Linked DNA regions of Homo sapiens: region 1 is linked to region 2. Evidence: chromatin contacts called from ENCODE Hi-C data. All regions are on one chromosome and are shown on one strand. Each heading gives the region's core, a stretch centred on a gene start or an enhancer-like site at or near the end of the contact. The rest is flanking DNA. Distances are from core to core; before and after follow the strand shown. Region 1 has its middle 41 kb from the start of PEG10. Region 2 has its middle 180 kb from the start of BET1.

Region 1 (5,613 bases), core at 1,512-4,011, 510 kb after region 2:
AATTCTCCACATCTAATAGTGGATCTATCTATTTCTTTTTACAGTTCTATCAGTTTTTGCCTAATGTACTTTGATGGTCTGTTCTTAGTTAGCTGCACACACACTGATTGTTATGTATTTTTAGAGAATTGATGCCTTTACCATTGCATAATGCATGCCTTTATTCCTAATAATTTTTTTCTGAAGGTTACTTTTTTCCTGAAATCAAAATAACTACTCTAGCTTTTTCCTTTTTTCTTTCTTTCTTCTTTTTTTTTTTTTTTTTTTCACAAATAGCACTTTTTATTTGCCACCATTTGAAGTCTGAACTTTAAACAGATTCTTGGACTGGTGGTTCATATCCCTCAGCTCGTTCAACTTTAGCACCTGTCTCATCCCCAATGGCTTTTCCAGAACTACTGCTGTCACCATGAAGCTCCATGAGCTTTCCCAATTCAAACTTGGGCTTCTTCAGCATTTTTACTTTTCTAACGAAGACATCATGGAGAGGATAAATAGATTGGCAAGCCTTTTCTATGTCTTTTCCAATGCTGTCTGGAATCAATTTGTTGACGACTTCTTTCAAGTCATTTGTCTGCACCTCTCAGGTCATGATTTCCATCATCTTCTTTTGGATTTGGCGGACCTGTTGGTGCTGAGCATAAGAGGTCTTCTGTATCTGATTGTTGTGTTTTTTAGTAAAACCAACACAGAACAGATGAAGCAAGTAACCATCGGTAGTCTTGACATCAATGTGAGCTTCAATCTTGTCTGCCATTTTTTGACCATGGAACACATTTTGTCATGGGTAAGATCCATGCCATGAAAGTTAGTCAGGCAGTTTTTGCCCCGAACATCTTCAGTAATCAGCTTGAATTTTCTAAATGCAACTTCATCATTCTGCAAATCAGCAAGACTCACTTCAAACACATGACCCTTGAGACCATCAGATGCAATTTTGGTTCCTTGGGTCCTGGTGATGGCGTCTTTCCAATATTTCTTATATTGAACATAGCAAGTGCTTTCACATCATACCAATCTTTCTTAGAAAATTGATCAATCACTTTCTTCTTGGCTCCCTTTTTGCTGCCTTTCATAAAGCACTTGTTCTTGCCAACTGCCATGGTGCTGGTCAGAGCCAAAAGGCTTTTTAATTTTTTTTTAGACAGAGTCTTATTGTCTGCAGTACAGTGGCACAATCATGGCTCACGGTAGCCTCAACTTTCTGAGCTTAAGTGATCCTCCCACTTCAGCCTCCTAAGTAGCTGGGACCACAGGCACACACCAATATGCCTGGCTGATTTTCAAATATTTTACAGAGACATGGTCTCCCTATGTTCCCCAAGCTGGTCTTGCACTTCTGGGCTCAAGGAATCCTCCCACCTTGGCCCTCCTAAAGTGCCGCTTTCTTTTCTTTTTATTAGTGTTAGCATAGTCCATCTTTCTTATTATTTTAGTTTTACTCTGTGTCTTCATATTTAAGGTGGCTTTCTGGTAAGCAGTGTTTAGTTGGGTTTTGATATTTTATCCGCTCTGACATATCTGTCTTTTAATTGGTGCATTTAGACCATTCACATTTTAAATGGTTACTGATATAGTTTGGCTAACATCTACCTTGTTTATAATTGTTTTCTATTTATTCCACTTATTTTTTGTTCCTTTCTCTTCCCTCTTTTTCTGTCTTGCCTGGTTTTAATTGAGCATTTTATAATTCTCCATTATCTCATCCTTTAGCATATTAATTATACTTCTTTGTAAAAATAATTGAGTAAGGACTGCCCTAGAGTTTTCAATATTAATTTTTAACTAATCAAATTTACCTTTAAATAGCAAGAGAGATGGGGAAGACAACTTTCTGGCCTTTATCTTGGTGAGACTCATGAGAAATTTTTCAAACATAGTAAGGATGTTCAAAATTGCTGAGCAGCCACAAAGAACACAAAATCTACTACATATTTTTCTTAACTACTTTTTCTCCTATTTTTCACCTCCTTGCTTAGTTCCTAAAACAGTTAATTTCTTTCTACTTTGTCTTCCAGTCATTAAGTCATTCTACAAATACGTCATTTATCTTCAGTCCAACCATTGAGTTCTTTTTCAAAAATATCCTTGTGTCATGTTTTTGATTTCTAAGAATGCTCTCTTTTTCTGATAGTTCCATTTTTTGTATGCAATAACCTTTCAAATCTATTTGGAAGTATTAATTACAAATTATTTAAGGAATATGTTTCTTTTTTCTCTGTATTTTTGTATTCATTTTAGTGTCCCTCACTAAAATTTGCTCTTGGTTTTCCTCAAAATGTCTGGCAAATTTTGTATTCACATTTATAAATGAAAGACTTGCCTCACCATTGTGGGTGTCATGGGGCTCCCTGGCCATTTTCAAGCCTTCTTTACTATAGAGAACTACCCCTTGAAAGAGAGTTGTAACTTTAGAGCTCCATAAGTGTGACAGGGAAAAACTTACAGGAATGCTTCTTGCCAGGAAAAAAAAGGGCAGCTGTTTTTGAAAGGCCCATAGATAAAAAGCAAAGAGATAATCTACAGACTTTCCTCAAATGGTGAAATAAGAAAAGTGTGAGTGTGGCCCAACTCTTAGCATGGAGCTGCAATGTCCTTGTCATTTTCTTGATGTCCATTCTAACGGTCAAATTTTACCTTTTTGCCTTACTCCAGTTCAGGAGTTCATGCTAAGGCTTCATTTTCTGAGTCAAAAATTCTACTTTATTTAATTCTTCTAACATGATTTAGCCTGCAGGCTAAAGAATAGTCAAGTTGGGACTGGCCCAACTGTTGCACAATTCTTCAGTGAATTGACTCACTATTTGACCCATGACCAGCTCCCATTACTAACCCTGCTGACTCAATGCTTTGCATTTCACTATGGTTTCTAGCACTAATCCTGCTAACTACTGTATGTTTTTAAGAAATTTCTCCAATTTTAAGTATAATAATGACACTGCTTTGTCTCCAGTGCTGCTATAGATTTTTTTATTCATGAATCACTTCTGTTTTTCAAGGTGATTTTATGAATAAAAGGAAATACTGTATCATCTTGTTTGGTGACAACATTTGTCTTTTTCTACCACACAATGGGTGAATAATCCACTGGGTAAAATGGTAATTTTCAGGCTAGCTGAGACTAAATAAAATAAACAATGATGCATTGCTGTGATCAAAAACTCAGCTTTTTCATTGGTATATTTGGAATCTGTGTTTGTGCAAATGAATCCTTAGGCATAGGCATTTTTACCATGATACTTTAAAAATGCAAATTATTATGTGATGTTTGTACAATTCATTTCAGTACTTCTGCTTAGAAATTGTTTTCTTAGCCCTTTTCTGAATGAGATATATGTTCATTAACATTAAAACATACATTAACATAAACATATATTTTCATATGAAGATAAAAATATTAATGTGGTTATTCCAGAAGGTAGAATTTAGAGCGATGTTGATATTTTTGCTTTTAGATTGTGTTTTCTAAATTTTCTACAATAAACATGTACGTAACTTGAAGGAGGACTTTTAAAAATAAATGTATTTGCTTTTTTTTTTCGGTTTGCTAGACAAATATTATACCATGCCCACGGCTACCAAGAGAAGTAGTCACAAAGAGCAGCAAATTTAAGAAGCAAAAATTTAAAAAGCATAAACAGCCTTATGTATACTGATTGCATAAAGATTTCTGTGTGTATACCATTGTATAGAATGCAAGTTTAAAACTGCATGTATTATTTCTTCTGTGCTGTTTCCTGCCAGCTGTTGACCTTGAAAACAACATATTATTGAGATGACTCATGAGAACCAGTGTGAAATAGGACATTTTACTGCTAGAAGTTCTCCTTCTCCTCAGACTGTAGTTTGGCAGTACTGTATAAAGGCAGAACAAAGTTGTAAAAGCTGAGATTAGAAATTAGTCGTGTTAGCACACCTTAACCATAATTTTGTTAGGATGTGCAACAAAAGAATCAATGTTAACTATTTACTCAACAGTAACATTTATTATGCAGAAGAAATATGTGTTCACGCCTTATGAAATCTCTTCTAAGTCTTCCGAAGCCTAACATGGCAAATATAGAGTTTAGTGGACTCCATTATAATTTGGCTTACAACCCACATGTCTCGAATTTCCCCATAAATTGTATGAAAATAATATGCATAAAATTATTTTATGAAAATATAACATTAGCATTTTCCTTTTAAAATATCTGGGACTCATCCAATAAAGGTTCCTGTGATGTCAGGGACAGATGACCCTAAATGTAGAAGTGACATTATGAGGCATTTGCAAAACCTGGGCAAAATCAAGAGTACAAAATATTAACATTTTTACTTGCTATGAAAAAAATAGGCAAAATTTGAAAGTGTGGCAAAAAGTTGGGTACCATATCCCTTCAATGTCATACTAGGGTGACAGCAACCTAATTATTATCTAGGGAAGTGGGTCTGAAACTTCAGTGTGCATTCAAAATCATCTAAATAACTTACTAAATCATAGGTTGTTGGGTCCCACTCAGAGCTCCTGATTCTGTAAATCTGGCAAAAGGGCCTGAGAATATTAATTTCTAACAAATTTCCAGGTGAGACAGATTCAGGAATTTCTAATCCAGGAATTATAATTTCAGAATCACTGATACAGAAGAAGATACCTACTTAGATTACTGTACATTATTCATCTGCATTTCTAGGTATCAGTTTATAGACTTCTGTTCAGTAGAAATGGAAATAATTTCTGTACAGAGTAACAGATAATTCTAAATATTATTGCCCTATAAGACATTACCAGTTTTGTATCTTACCCAACTATCTTAACTGAATATGTCTGTGTGTGTGTGTGCACACAAGTGCATACATGCATGCATAATAGTTTCTCAATTGCTTCTTGAACTGGTTTTAATACCTCACTGGTTCCCTCACACATGTGAGTTCAATAACATTTTTTACACTTGTTTATATTATATTTGTATGAGAGAAATAATTTTACTTTTGTGAAAATTATACTTTAACACATTTGAATGAATGGTTGTTGACTGAATTTTGGTACTTTTGGATTTTATTATATAATTGTAATCTAGTATTGTACACAGAGCATTAAGGTAACTCTTTTAAATAGAAAGGTACATCTTTTGTGAAATTCATGAAATTACTTTGAAATTTCTTACATTATTTCAGTAGATTTCCTTTTCTTGCCTCAGACTTAACGTGCTTCAATGTTTTCTTGAAACTCTCAAGACGTTGTGTCATAAGATGGTTACTATTAATCAGAAATAATTTTCTCTTCATTTTTATTTTCATTAAAGTACCTCTCAGAGTCCTTTTTATGTTAACATGCAGAAATATACCACATGACTATCTTCTTCATCAAAATTGGGTAGCATCCATATTGGGTAGTATAAAAAACATATTTTAGCATAGAGAAATAATAACAGAACATGGAAGTCAGAAGTATATCTGTGTTTCCAGGGATTACATAAATGGCACGGGCCTTCATAGCTACAAGTTTAACTCCCAATTTATTACTAATTTCCCATGAGTCTTGGAGAATCACTATGCTTTTCATTCTTTTGCATCATTGTTTGCCAAGTATTATAATATTTGCAGGGATATAATTTAGTTAGATTGTAAGCT
Region 2 (5,911 bases), core at 926-3,425:
CCTTAAGCAAATGTGCTACAAGTTCCAAAGCACATCAATTTACATTAGTTCACCTTAAATGCAGGTATAGTTCTTGCCCCAACATCATTTCCAGTTGGCTCCTAAATTGGTTTATTTATGCTACTTAGCCCTTGGAATTAATCAACCATTCTGTCTTGAATTTACCTAAACAAATAGAGCATTCCTGATATAATTAGTCCAGATAGTATGGAGTAATATGGGATTTAACATGAAAAATACATATTTTCCTAGGAAATGTCAGACTTTTCAGAATACACCTTCCACCCCTCCTCATTTAACATTTTATGATATATTCTACAGGCCAGGCATGGTAGCTCATGCCTGTAATCCCAGCACTTTGGGAGGCTGAGGCAGGCAGATCACTTGAGGTCAGGAGTTCCAAACCAGCCTGGCCAATGTGGTGAAACCCCGTCTCTACTAAAAATAGAAAAATGAGCCAGGCATAGTGGCTTATGCCTGTAACCCCAGCTACTGGGGAGGCTGAGGAAAGAGCATCACTTGAATCCAGGAGGCGGAGGTTGCAGTAACCTGAGATCGTGCAGTTGCACTCCAGCCTGGGTGACAGAGTGAGACTCTGTCTCAAAAATATATATAATAATAAATGCTACAATTCCTAATTCGATAAAAGTTCTACACAACATCTGTGCTCACAGACTTAGAATTTTTGAAGGCAGGGTAAGAATTTGCTGTGATATTGCTAACTCCACTTGCTAGAATAGGAATCCTCTAACAGGGACTTTATAGACAATGAACCATAAGGGACATTGGCTCTGCTGAACCAGCTTACCACTGACTGTGACTGCCTCTTTCAGCATGGAGCTGATGGAACAGACTCCTCTCTGTGAGTCACAGTTGAGCTGAGCTGGACTCGGATCCTATGACCAACCTGTAACATGAGTTCAGCTTCTTTTCCCCTAACCCAAGAACAGTCAGTATGATGCTGCAGCTCTCTTACTCTCCATCATTAATGCTCTGTATATATTCACAAAATACACACATGGAATCTGTGTCACACACATTTTTCCTGTATGAGGAAAAATGACTGGATGTGAGGAAGACAGATGGAGTGGGAATGAGGAACCAAGGTTTCCTGCTTCTTGTTGAATCTGAGCTCTTCTTTGAGTTGTACCAGTGTAAGGAATATTTTAAATCCATTTTGTCAGAAAGTATTCACTCTGTACTCAGAAGGAATATCTCAGAATGCCACTGTCTAACAGCGTCATACCCGGTCTTACAAGGGTGAAGTCTAGACAATCATACATTACAATTTAAAGGATTTAAATAATCACTTAAAATAATGTTTCACAAATGGCCAACATGAATGCTAAGTTTACTAGCAAACTAGACATCTTATTTTTTAAATTACCTTAACATTTAAAATTCTGAATAGCTTATACAAAAGACACTTAGACTACTGGATAATGTTGCTAATTGTGTCTCTTGTCCTGTTGCAATAGCTGAATTCTTACAAATACTATGTCTAAGTTATGAGCACATTACAAACATGCATACACACATGTGAATGTGCACATACACGGTTTTTCGTAATGGCATTTCCCTCAGCCATTAGTTTGTCATATGGACCAAAGTATTCAATTTCACATGAAGTGGGATCTACAGGTAACTATTCAGAAATTTTCTCATCAGTCCCTAGTATAATCTCCTTAAACAACATAAAAGATTACACCTAAAATACATTTATTTTTAGAATAACTATTTACCTCTAGACCGTTCAGATGTAGCCAGTAACAATGTTTTTCTATCTCCCCTATTTAAACTTACTTGATAATGGAGTGTCATACTATAGTGTTGTTTTTAATTTTTTTAATTAAAGTGAGAACTCTATTGTAGAGAGTTTTCTAAAAACACTTAAAGTCAATAAGCTGATACATATTTTCCCAGGATCTGCTCTGAAAATGTATAACAAACAGGAAAGTCAGCCTGAGAGACATAAACAAGTCACCAGCCTCACCCAGTGACCCTTGACAGGGCCAAGAATGGACCTCCGGCTCTGGGGTCCAGTCCTGCTCACCACTTGGTGCTGCTGCCCTCTGCTCTTTTGTTTCTAATAAAGTTTAAGACACTTCCTGTCTAAATCACATGTGGTTATAGTTCCATGATCCCCATAGTAACACTGAAAGAGAAAAGAAAGTGAGTAGACTCTGCTAAAAGTCAACCAGGATGTTAGAAATTCCTCTCCACTGACTAATCATCTTTCTGCTATTGAACCTTCCTGTCTTTAAGAAATCCTATTTGCGTCACACCATAAGTGAAATTCCAGACAGTTAGGCCTTTCACAATGAAACAAAAAAAAAAACTTAGAAGGGGCAGAAGGCATTCATGTGAAAGTCTGCTGTTTATCAGTGTAATTCTGGAGTTGTGATTTTTTTGGTCAAATTCCCTGGCACCTAAATAGGCAATTTGAGAATAGCATTTGTTCTCACCAAACTACTATTTGCACACACAATCTTTGTACAAGGTATTTTTTAAAACTGTCTAAATCTAAGTTTGTTGAATAAAATATTGTTTGAAGTTGATAGAATTTCAGCTGAAGGCTGATTATCATTTTGTTACATTGGAAACTTTTTTCGTAACAGTTTTATTGTGATAAAGTTCATATACCATAAAATGTAGCCATTTAATGTGTACAATTCAATTGTTTTAGTATATTCACAGAATTGTGCAACTGTTACCACAATCAGTTTCAGCAAATTCTAATTACCCGAAAAGAAAACCTTGTACCCTTTAGCTATCACTCCACAATTGCCTCACAACAATCAACAACCTCCCCTGCCTCCACTGTAAACAATCACTCATCTACTTTCTGTCTCTAAAAAGTTGCCCCTCTGGACGTTTCACATAAATAGACTAGTATAATACATGGTCTTTTCTGACTATATTATTTCCTTTTTTAAAATTTTTAAACGCTTTTATTTTAGGTTCAGAGTCCATGTGCAGGTTTGTTATATGGGGAAAATTGTGCCATGGGAGTTTGTTGTACAGATTATTTCATTACCCAGGTACTAAGCCTACTACCCAATAGTAATCTTTTTTCTGTTCATCTCACTCCTCTGATCCTGCACCCTCTGGTATGTCCCAGTGTCTCTTGTTCCATTCTTTGTGTCCATGGGTTCTCATCATTTAGCTGCCACTTATAAGTGAGAACATGTGATATTTGGTTTTTGTTCCCACATTAGTTTGCTAAGGATAATGGCTTCCAGCTCCATTTATGTCCCTGCAGAGGACATGATCTCCTTCATTTTTATGGCTTCAGAGTATTCCATGGTGTATATGTACAACATTTTCTTTATCCAGTCTACCAGTGATGGGCATTTAGGTTGATTCCATGTCTTTGCTATTGTGAATAGTGCTGCAATGAACATACTTATGCATGTGGATCTTTATGACAGAATGATTTCTATTCCTTTGGATATATTCCCAGTAATGGGATAGCTGGATCAATTGGTAGTTCTGTTTTCAGCTTTTCAAGGAATTGCCAACTGCTTTCCATAATGGTTGAACTAATTTACACTCCCACCAACAGTGTATAAGCATTCCCTTTTCTCGACAACCTCTCCAGCATCTGTTATTTTTTATTTTTGATAATAGCCATTCTGACTGGTGTGAGATTCTATCTCATCGTTGTTTTGATTTGCATTTCTCTAATGATCAGTGATATTGAGCTTTTTTCATATGCTTGTTAGCCTTCTGTGTCTTCTTTTGAAAAGTGTCTGTTCTTGTTCTTTGCCCGCTTTCTAATGGGGTTGATTTTTTTCTTGTAAATTTAATTTCCCTATTGATGCTGGACATTAGACTTGTCAGATGCGTAGTTTGCAGATATTTTCTTCCACTCTGTAGATTGACTGTTTACTCAGTTGATAGTTTCTTTTGCTGTGCAGAAGCTCTTTAGTTTAACTAGATCCCATTTATCAATTTTTGCTTTTGTTGCAATTGTTTTGGCGTCTTTGTCATGAAATCTATGTCCATTGCCGACTTATTTCTATGCTTTCTATTCTGTTCCATTGGTCTGTGTGTCTGTGTTTGTACCTGTACCATGCAGCTTTAGTTACCGTAGCCCTGTAGTACAGATTGAAGTCAGGTAGCGTGATGCCTCTGATTTGTTCTTTTTTATTAGTTGCCATTCTGGACATTTGCCTTGGCTATTCTGGCTCTTTTTTTGGTTCTATATGAATTTAAAAATATTTTTTCTAGTTCTGTGAAGAATGTCATTGGTAGTTTGATAAGAGTACCACTGAACCTGTAAGTTGCTTTGGATAGTATGGCCATTTTAATGATATTGATTCTTCTGATCCATAAGCATGAAATGTTTTTCTATTTGTTTGTGTCATCTCTGATTTATTTGATCAGTGTTTTGTAATTCTTATTTTAGAGATCTTTCACCTTCCTGGTTAACTGTATTCCTAGGTATTGGCAGTTGGGAATGGGATTGCATTCCTGATTTGGCTCTCTGCTTAACTGTTAGTGTGTAGGAATGCTAGTGATTTTTTTACATTGATTTTGCATCCCAAAACTTTGCTGAAGTTGTTTATAAACTCAAGGAGCTTTTGGGCAGAGATTATGGGGTATTCTACATACAGGCTCATATCGTCTGCAAACAGGGATAGTTTGACTTCCTCTCTTCCTATATGGATGGGCTTTCCTTGTCTTGCCTGATTGCTCTGGCCAGGACTTCCAATACTATGTTGAATAGGAATGGTGAGGGAGGGCATCCTTGTCTTGTGCCAATTTTCAAGGAGAATGCTTCCAGCTTTAGCCCATTCAGTGTGATGTTAGCTGTGGTTTTGTCACAGACAGCTCTTATTATTTTGAGATATGTTCCTTCTGTACCTAGTTTGTTGAGAGTTTTTAACATGGAGAGATGTTGAATTTTATCAAAACCCTTTCCAGCATCTATTGAGATGATCATGTGGTTTTTGTCTTTAGTTTTGTTTAGATGATGAATCATGTTTATTGATTTGTATATGTTGAACCAGCCTTGCATCCCAGAGGTAAAGCCTATTTGATCATGATAGATTCACTTTTGATGTGCTGCTGGATTTAGTTTGCTAGTATTTTGTTGATAATTTTTGCATCAATGTTTACCAAGGATACTAATCTGAAGTTTTCATTTTTCGTTGTGTCTCTGCCAGGTTTTGGTAACATGATGATGCTAGCCTCATACATTTAGTTGTGGAGGACTCCCTCCTTAATTTTTTGTGATAGTTTCAGTAGAAATGGTACGAGCTCTTTTTTGTACATCTGGTAGAATTTGACTGTGAATCCTTCTGGTCCTGGGCCTTTTTTGTTGGTAGACTATTTATTACTGATTCTATTTCAGAACTCATTATTGGTCTGCTCAGGGATTCAATTGCTCCCTGGTTCAGTCTTGGGAGAGTGTATGTTTCCAGGAGCTTGTTCATTTCTTCTAGATTTTCTGGTTTGTGTGCATAGAAGTGTTCATTATATTCTCTGATGGTTACTTGTATTTCTGTGGGGTCAGTGGTAATATCCCCTTTGTCATTTCTAATTGTGTTTATTTTTATCCTTTCTCTTTTCTTTTTCTTTTTTTTTCAAAAACCCAACTCTTGGATTTGTTGATCTTTTGAATGGTTCTTCATGTCTCGGTCTCCTTCAGTTCAACTGATTTTGGTTATTTTTTTGTCTTCTGTTAGCTTTGGGGTTGATTTGTTCTTGATTCTGTAGTTCTTTTAGTTGTGATGTTAGGTTGTTAAATTGATATCTTTCTAACTTTTTGACGTGGGCATTTAGTGCTATAAATTTCCCTCTTAACACTGTCTTAGCTGTGTCCCAGAGATTCTGGTATGTTGTGTCTTTGTTCTCATTAGTTTCAAAGAACTTTGTGATTTCTGCCTTAATTTCATTACTTACC

Evidence for each region. Hi-C counts contacts between places; a loop is a spot of excess contacts on that map. Pooled maps may share reads with other maps.
Region 1: a map of MCF 10A shows a loop between it and region 2 (6-fold over the local background). The contact joins two enhancer-like sites. A Hi-C loop is called at or near these places in 2 of 168 maps with a recorded cell type or tissue (MCF 10A and endothelial cell of umbilical vein) and 2 of 50 pooled maps.

Annotation. Positions count from the first base shown.
Region 1 is chr7:94,694,715-94,700,327 of GRCh38, forward strand. It overlaps the pseudogene RPS3AP25. Among named protein-coding and RNA genes, the nearest start is that of PEG10, 41 kb to the left of the region's middle. Within about 2 kb of position 2,762, at least 7 of the 41 ENCODE cell types and tissues checked have a DNase peak (open chromatin) inside an H3K27ac peak, as active enhancers do; they include endothelial cell of umbilical vein, where a contact is called at or near this core.
Region 2 is chr7:94,181,361-94,187,271 of GRCh38, forward strand. No RefSeq gene overlaps it. Among named protein-coding and RNA genes, the nearest start is that of BET1, 180 kb to the left of the region's middle. Within about 2 kb of position 2,176, at least 10 of the 41 ENCODE cell types and tissues checked have a DNase peak (open chromatin) inside an H3K27ac peak, as active enhancers do; they include endothelial cell of umbilical vein, where a contact is called at or near this core.